Linked DNA regions of Mus musculus: region 2 is linked to region 1. Evidence: chromatin loops called from intact Hi-C (ENCODE). Cell type or tissue: heart. All regions are shown on one strand. Links, peaks and the distances in the headings refer to the core of each region. The heading gives the core; the rest is flanking DNA. Region 1 has its middle 22 kb from the start of Cd1d1. Region 2 overlaps Dclk2 (doublecortin-like kinase 2).

Region 1 (4,394 bases), core at 325-4,324:
GTGTGACATGACTTCTGGGATAGCACACAGAGACTTAATGTCGATCGACTCCACTCCTTATACTGGTGAGATAGAGAGCTAGAACGAGAGAGAGAGAGAGAGAGAGAGAGAGAAGATATAGCTAGAAATATACTCTGAAGATACTACCACTAGTGTTAGTAGCCACTGGACTTGGCCCACTGCATCTTCCCCCAGAACTCCCAGTCTTGTAGAAAGATGGAATGTACTAAATACAACGACCAGATTTAATAAAACCAGTGGAATAGCCATGAACTGGAATGGTACAGAATGGCGGCATAAACTCTACTGGATCACACATGAGGAGCATAATTGCAAATGAATATGAAAAATTCTAAGCATTATAACTATAATGGGTTAAAAGTTTACCAACCTAGACAAATGCAACAACCATCCTAAAACCTCTATTCATCATAATTGTTGCAAATATCTGGAAGATTACTGAAGGACACAATATGCTAGAGCAATCTGTGCAGACCACGGGGTATACTTAGGCTAACATGCAAACTTGTTGGTTGCTGTCTGCCATCTGCTGGGGTATCATCTCCACGATGAGCCTGTAACTATCCAGGAAACTATTAGCTATGGTGGAACTTTGCATGAAGCAAAGCTATGAAAGCCAGCTTTGCATCCCAGTGGTACCAGTTCTGGTTCCAACCCAGGCTGGAAGCAGGCAAGGACTGTGAATTGGGAACTGAAGGATCCAACAATGAAGATGACACAGCAACGATAACATCCAAACCAGCCCTTCACAGACCTCATTTTAACCCACTTGATGATGTTATGGGGTCCGCTTAGATCCAACATGACTTGAACACGGGGTCAATGAAGACAACAAAAATGTATTGTTAACCAAGCCATGACTGATTGATCAGGGCTGCAGAATGAACTGGGGAGCTGGACTGCAACCACAAGACAACATCACAGAATTGTTTAAGCTTGTGCACCATAGACATATGCCCAGTTATGTTACATTTTCCACCAATCAGGATAGGAGTTGGTTCCTGAGCCTGGGAACATGAACATAGTTTAACCCTTCCAGAAAGATGGAAAATTTGTCCTTGAGATGGCTGACTCAGACAACTGTTTCCTTACAAGTTGTCTCTGGCTGGACTCAGATAACTGTCTCTTTACAGCAGAAGCTGTTCAGCTATTGAGAAGTCCCCATCTCCTGGGACCTTGAATTTAGTTCCTCCCTATGATTATGTGATGTCTGAAAACAAAATGGCAGTATTTAGAACAAATGGTGTGTGTGTATGTGTGTGGTGTGTATGTGTGTATGGTTTATATATGTGTGTGATATGTATGCGTGTGTGGTGTATATATATTTGTGTATGTGTGTGTGTATGTGTGTTGTGTGTGTGCGTGTGCGCGTGTGTAGTGCCATAGGCTTCCATACTTTGAGTTATTTGACCTATCCACCCCTAAGGTGTAGGATTGCTCATAAGTCCCACCTTAGGACTGGTTGATAACTAGTATCTCTCAACCAGATATTCCATCATTACAGAATTCTAATGCTTTTGGATCATATGGGGGACACATAGCAACACCCACTTGTGTTACTGAGCCTGAATATCAACCCTTAGGATACTCTCTAGAGAGTTCACAACAAAAAAAAGTTTAAAACAAACCCAGGTACTCACCCTTGTAAAATCCCTGCTTCCCGTTTTTACACTATTGTAAACCAGGCTTTAGGGGACACATGCAAATTTAATTTCACCACAGTCCCAAACTACACCTCTCTCTATTGCCTAATTTAGAATTAATTTGTGCATGTTTAGAAGTAAAACGAAACTCCCAATACCCGCGGGCCCAATTTAACAACATTCGGAGCAACTGTAGGAAACTGGGTAGCTAGTGCAGAAAACCCCAACTCTAAGATCACTGTCCTACATAGATGAAATGTATCTGGAGTAGGTGCACCCCCTCGTGGTACACAATGGTACTACAATAATATGAGTAAATTGGCTCAACCTGCCCAAAGGATACTAAAGACACTATCAAAAGCATTTAGCGTGATGCACCAGTCATGGAAAATATACAACGATTCTGGGATTACCAGAAGTCAGTAGGAACTCACGCAAAAGGATTTCATGTATACAATCTAACTGATAAACTAATTGTTTTGAAAGACACAAGATACCTTTGGAGTTAGGCTCTGGAATTCTGGACAGCTACAATCTCAAGAATCTGCCAATCATAATGAGGTTATTTTTATATACCTGTTATAACTACTCCCAAGGGACACCATTATAAGACTACATATTAAATGGACTCGTGATGGCTCATCGTGGAAAACAAAGATGATATACACACTGATAGAGGTAGAGAGTCTTGGCCAAGAGTTTATACACTAGCCATGTGGGTCTGTGGACTTCATCTAAATGTGGGATTTCCATATTCAGTACCTTTAGGTGCCAATGATGGTCAAACTGAACAAGCTAACATCAAACATGTTTGAATAGACTTATAATGCTTAGTCAAGGCTTTAAAATAAATCCTTATATATGTATTATGTATCTTCCTTGGATGTAACAGAAAGATTGATCCTGTTTTTTAATCCAATCTGTTAGTCTGTGTCTTTTTATTGAAGTGTTGAGAGCTAACAATGAGCAGTGTTTGTTGACTTCCGTTGTTCTGTTGCTGTAGCATGGGTTTTCCCCTCTTCTGATTTACTGCTCTGGGATTATTCATTCCTAGTGTTTTATTGAGTATTGAAGTTTTCCTTCCAGTGCCTTCTGTAGATCTGGGTTGGTGGATGTAGATTGCTTAAATATGGTTTTATCAAGGAGTGCTTTTCTTTCTTCATCTATTTTGATTGAAGGTTATGCTCTGTAGAGTGTTCTAGACTGGCTTTTATGCTCTTTTAGAGTTAGTTGAAAAAAAAATCTATCTAGGGGGCTGGAGAGATGGCTCAGTGGTTAAGAGCACTGACTGCTCTTCCAAAGGTCCTGAGTTCAATTCCCAGCAACCACATGGTGGCTCACAACCATCTGTAATGGGATCTGATGCCCTCTTCTGGTGTGTCTGAAGACAGCTACAGTGTACTTACATATAATAAATAAATAAATTAAAAAAAAAATCTATCTAGGCCCTGCTGGCTTTTAGTGTCTCCATTGAGAAGTAGAGTGTTTCTAATAGGTCTGCCTTTTACGTCATTTAGTCTTTCTTTTTTGTAGCTTTTAATATTCTTCCTTTGTTCTGTATGCTTGGTGTTTTGAATATTATGTGTCATGGGGACTTTCTTTCCTGGTCCAGTCTATTTGGTTTCATCTGAATAAGCCTTTATTTCTTTAGGAAAAATTCCCTCTGTGATTTTCATTGGAAATATTTTCTGTGCCTTTGGCTTGGGTTTCTTCTCATTCTGCTCTTATCATTTGTAGATTTGATCTTTTCATAGTGGCCTACATTTCCTGTGTGCTTTTTGCCTGGATTTTTAAAAAAAGATTTAACAGTTTTCTTTGACTGAGGCATTCATTTCTTCTTCTGGTCTTCAGTGCCTGAGACTCCTTTCTCATCCCTCGTGTTCTGTGGATGAGGCCTCTGAGGTTCCCATTCAAGTCCCTAAAGTTTTTATTTCTTAAAGTTTTACCTCAGTTTTGGTTTTCTTTAGTGCTTCTTTTCTGCTTTCATGACTTGAATTGTTTTCTTCATTTAATTCCACTGTTTGCTTATGTTTTCATGGATTTCCTTAAGGAATTCACTCATAACCTCTTTAACATCAGTGGTGGTCTGAATAGGAATGGCCTCCATAGGCTCTTATAGTTGAATACTCAGTCATCATGGAGTAGTGCTGTTCAGAAGGATTAGAAGGAGTGGCCTTGCTGGAGTATGTATACCCTTGTTGGAGGAAGTATGTCACTGGGGGTGGGCTTTGAGGTTTCAGATGTCCAAGCCAGGTCCAGTGGCTCTCTCTTCCTGCTGCCAGTGGATCTAGATGTAGAACTCTCAGCTCCTTCTCCAGCGCAATGTCTGGCTGCATGCCACCATGCTTCCTGCCATGTTGAAAATGAACTAAACCTTTGAAACTGTAAGCAAGCCCCAATGGAATACTTTCCCTATAAGATTGACCATGGTCGTGGTGTCATTTCATAGTAGTAGAACACTGACTAAGACAGGTTCTTTTGTTTGTCTGTTTAGTTTTTCAAGACAGGGTTTCTCTGTGTAGCCCTGGCTGTCCTGGAACTCACTCTGTAGACTAGGTTGGCCTCAAATTCAGAAATCTGCCTGCCTCTGCCTCCCAAATGCTAGGATTAAAGGCGTGCGCCACCATGCCCGGCTGACTAAGACAGGTTCTTACAGTATTCATAATTGCTATTTGAAGTCCCTGTCTTGTGCTTTAGCTATATTTAATTTCTTCGAGCTTATTATAGTAG
Region 2 (4,394 bases), core at 153-4,152, 190 kb before region 1:
AAATGAGTCACTCCAAATATGTCTCCACAACTGACATGGCTTGCTTGACATGGCCAGGAACTAGAGAGGGCAGAGCCCAAAGTGCATGAGGCCATGCTGCACACGGGCTCCAGGATGCCCCAGTTCTGTTCTCAGGCAGTGACAGAACATGCCAACAAACTGTCAAAGCAGCAGCCAGGAGAGAGAGGCTCTTTCAGCAAGGAGTTGATGAGGCCCGCTGAAGAGCGGCCTGCCTGGCACGGTGAGCGGCTTTGGCCTGTGTACACAGGGTTCAGTCTCGGTGGCGGCGCCAGGTCCCTGCCAGATCACAGCCAGAGGTGGCTGGAGGACCAGGGGGCCTGGGAGACTCCAGTGGGGGAGGGGCCTCCTGGGCTGAGGGAGGGACTGGCGAGGTCTGCTCCCTGGATGGTCTGCTGCTGTCTTGACAGAGCTTGCTGCAGAAAATCTGCCCCTCTTTATCTAGAGCCGTGTTCTGGGGAGAGAGAGAGAGAGAGAGCAGCAGAGATCACACATTACCCAGGCCGGGCTCCATCACACAGCCAGGACCAGAAAGCAAGACAGGGCATGCACAGGACGCAGAAACAGAAGAGGAGAAATAGGCCAGGCTTCTAGTAGAAGCCTAAGGGAGACAGAGCCCCCCACCTGCTCCCGTCCCAGCAGCTGCCCTTTGCCTCAGCCCTCACCACAGCCTGTGCTGGGAGCTAGGGGTAGGGAGTGATGGGTCACAGCGCTCGAGAATCAAGCCAGCTGGCCTACACAAGGTGACCCGAGAAGGTCCCCACTGTGAGCTGCACCTGAATTCCGAGTGTCTTGCTTATACCCATACCCAGGCGTGCTGGTGATCACCAGTCTCAGCCAGCTACACTAGCTAAGCTACTACTCTTATCTAGAGAAAGTTACTGTCACCGGGGTATAAATCTCATGTGTCATAAATAAGGAATGCCCTCACACCCAAGGGCATGTGGAATATGCCCAGGAATCCACTGGGGTGGTAGCAGCCTTGTGGATCCTCCATGGCGTCCTTGCCTGGCCCCCCTCCCTATGAGGGAAGCCTGCACTCTGCTGTCTTCCTGGTCTTACTCATCTGCTTACCTCCTCATGGGTGAACTTGCCTTCTGACCCATCCTGGGGATACCCAGGCATGGAGTCTTCTTTGTCTCACTGGGGCTTGTGTGCCCTAGGAGCCAGCAACTGCCATTTTACACTACAGGCGCGGGGACTGCAGGTCTTGGGTACCACTTCAGCTATACGATGAAAGGACCAGGAGGCATTTTGCAGCCTAACTCCTGTTGGCCGAGGAACTTCCAGTACACGTTAACAAACAAACTTAAGGATAGAGAAAACACCTGGCAAGTCTTCCCAAGGCCGACTCGACTGCCAGTGGCCTCCGGGCCGTGCTCCCCATAGCTCCCGGCAGTGGTAACCTTCCGAGGACAGTGCCGGCTAACGGGCTAAGTGGGCAAAGCCTGGTCTGAGGCTTGCCTCTTGAGCTGCTGGTACCAGTCCGGACCACTCCACCCCAGCAACACCCACAGGAGATACAGCAAACACGTGTTCCTATCCCGGACTTTCCCCGGTAGATGAGGACCACGCGGCCCTGATTATTTCCCCTCTTCTCTTCTGGCCGAGAGAACATGAGCATGCGTGGCAGAGAGAAGCTCGCGGTGCAGTTAGTACGTACCATGGCCTTGGACCTAGTCAGGGGAAGCAATGCAGCAGCGGGAGAGGCAGGAGGGGAGAGAAGCAGGGACAGAAACTAGACTTACTTTCAACAGAAGCGACACGATTAACAGTCTTGTCTGTCTTAAATAAGGAAAGAACCCCTGAGTCCCACCCCCACCCCACCAAAGTAAACAGAGCCTCTGGTATCCTTTGACTAACATTTCTCCCTCTTGTAAGACCATGGAAGGAGATGTCTTGTCATTCCCTTCTCTGCCACAAGATGGCCCCTTCTGGTCTCTGAGGCTTTTTTTTTTCCCTTCGTCCCTCACTGGGACAAAGAAACCACCTCCTGGAATACACTGTCCTTCATCAGCACACTAAGCAATGTCAGGGACAGCGCTAAAGTGCAACCCGGAGCCATCGGCCTCTGAAACTCTTTCTGATATGACCATGTTCTCATCATGGAGGCTGGCTGATAGAAATGCAGCTCTGGACAAAGCACTAAAACCTCACGGAGACACTCATCCCCTGCTGTCATTTGCAGAAAGATGCCCTTCACCTATGTAAACAGGAACAGGGCACAGAACTATTGGCCCCTGCTCCTGAGCAGGAAACCAGACTTGACAAGCTTAGTCTATCACAAAGCTCCCCAAAGGCGCGCTGGGCTGGGCTGGCCAGGAGGAGGTCAGTGGGTTCAGAGGACCCCTACCAGCAGGAAGCTGAGGGCCGGAGCCTGAGACAAGCATGCAGCTGGAAGAGGGGCTGAAAGTTAGGTGCGGCTCTCATGAGCACAGGGTGTTGAATACCAGGGTCTGCTTCAGGGTTTCCCATAGTCTCAACTGGGCAAAGAACGAAACTCTGAAGTGTCGCTCAAACTGTCAAATCAAACTGTCAAACGAAATGCAGACAACAGTGTCACTTCGGTGTCTTTCCCCTGAGTCAGCCCTACCCTAGCATACTACTCACTGGAGCCCCAGGTACCTACTTGGGGAGAGTTCTGAGGTGACAGGAGACAGAGAGGACCTCATCTGTAAATTATGCAGAGACCACTAACCATTGAGCTACAAACACATCTACTCCTCTGCTACTGAGCCCGTATACTCAGTAATGACTAACTCATGCCAGAGACAGGCATTTTGTAGTTACTTTATGCATAAAAACAATTTAAAACTGCTCTCAGTTATACAGTCATGATATACATGACACGGGGCCCCGAAGTATGTCACAGGTTCTACCCAGCAGCCATACATAGGCCCAGAACTGGCTTGGGGAAGGACAAGCAAGAAGCCTTCTGCTGCTTTTGGGGCCAAGTCAAAATTTGGCAGGCTGGCTTTTGAACCACTGAGAACAGAGACGGCCGGCCGGAAACAAGTCCCAGGAATCTGTCCAGTAGATTCTGAATGCAGTGAGACCATTGGCAGGCAGTTCCCTGTGCTCAGTCTCCAGGCTTAGGCAGAGAATGTGGTTAGCTGGATGTCACCAACATGTGCCAAATAGCTCCTGCATATACATCAACACACAATTTTTATACAGTCACCTTCTTAAGGTTTGTTCAGTCTCAGGAACACTCTGTTAAAACTCAAGGGTCTGACATCTGACTAACTCCATTAGCAAGGGGGAAACCGCTATTTGTAAGTGGTGAGAGGTTCTCTGCATTGTTATCCACAGCGCAGCTTACACCGCTTATGCCGGCTCAAGGGAGGACTGTCAATCATTCTAGACCCTCAGCTGAGCTTTAGGGTCAGGAGGCAGAGAACAGGCCTAATGGCCTTTAATTCCAGGGCTGCAAAACTAACAAATCTTAGAAGATTAGCAAGCTAATTAACAGATGATAGGAAATTCTGACTCCAACAAATTCTCTTCAAGGCTGTACCAGATGCTGAATATATACTTTGGGGGATATTGGGGTACACGCACAGCCGCTGAGCTGCACCCCAACACAAATGCTGACTCTTAATGGTTTTCTCTTCCACTTCCACAGACGCTCCCTACCACACCATGCATGGCGCAGATCCACCCTGCTTCTGCTCACAGGCTGGGTCTCAAAAGAGAATCCTTGGGTTCTAGAAATGTCCCCCTGCTGTGGGCTCCATATCTGTGACATCTCTGCCTTTCTCCAGTATTCAGTAAAACATCACTACAGTGGCAGGAAAAGCCACACCTCCAGCCTTCCTGTGTTCATCAAGGAGCACTCCAGAGTCCTACAGGGCAGCGCAAAGCCCAGTTTGTGGACTCAAGTCGTATGGGGAGGAAACGGAGCACACAGATCCCTGCAGGGAGCACAGGAGTCTCGAGGACAGTGGGAGGGAGTCTACCAAATGAACTAAGACCCTTGGAGGAAGGGAATACATCACAGAAAGCAGGGACCAGGAATGCCACAGGTGCTTAACCAACAGCAGAATACTTGTGTCCATAGTGGGTGTGTGCATTGTGGCTTCCTGGACTCCCACGGTTTCCTGGCATCCTTAGACTACACTGTGCAGTGAGAATAAGCCTATATCCCTGTATGTAGGAGGAATACGGAGAACCTCTCCCATGGGGCAAGAGGCTGCTCTAGAAGCAAATGACAGAGCTGCAGGGACGGCCTATTTCAGGTACCTGCCCCTCGGAGAGGCAAGTTCCCGATATCCACGCCCCTGGCCCTGTGTCGGCTGTCTGTCTGCTGTGGTGGTGAGGAGGACAGAGGCACCGCTGTTGGAGACCTTGGCTGGTTTGTACCTTGGCTGACTTGA

The links. Hi-C counts contacts between places; a loop is a spot of excess contacts. Peaks named below come from ENCODE experiments on the same cell type or tissue, not always from the same donor. Only the 100,000 strongest peaks of a DNase experiment are listed, where the experiment ranks them.
Region 2: a loop joins it to region 1, with 9 times the contacts of the local background. A loop is called at or near these places in 30 of 42 quality-filtered maps.

The regions. Positions count from the first base shown.
Region 1 is chr3:86,974,814-86,979,207 of GRCm38, forward strand. No RefSeq gene overlaps it. Among named protein-coding and RNA genes, the nearest start is that of Cd1d1, 22 kb to the right of the region's middle. In heart, for the core only: a CTCF peak has its summit at 1,951; no DNase peak of the experiment used is centred there.
Region 2 is chr3:86,786,941-86,791,334 of GRCm38, forward strand. Dclk2 (doublecortin-like kinase 2) reads right to left here. Exons shown (of 16, transcript NM_027539.5): 16 at 1-472. The coding sequence ends at 272. Among named protein-coding and RNA genes, the nearest start is that of Gm52625, 39 kb to the left of the region's middle. In heart, for the core only: a CTCF peak has its summit at 1,941 (motif pointing right); no DNase peak of the experiment used is centred there; H3K4me3 peaks cover 276 bases; H3K27ac peaks cover 2,923 bases.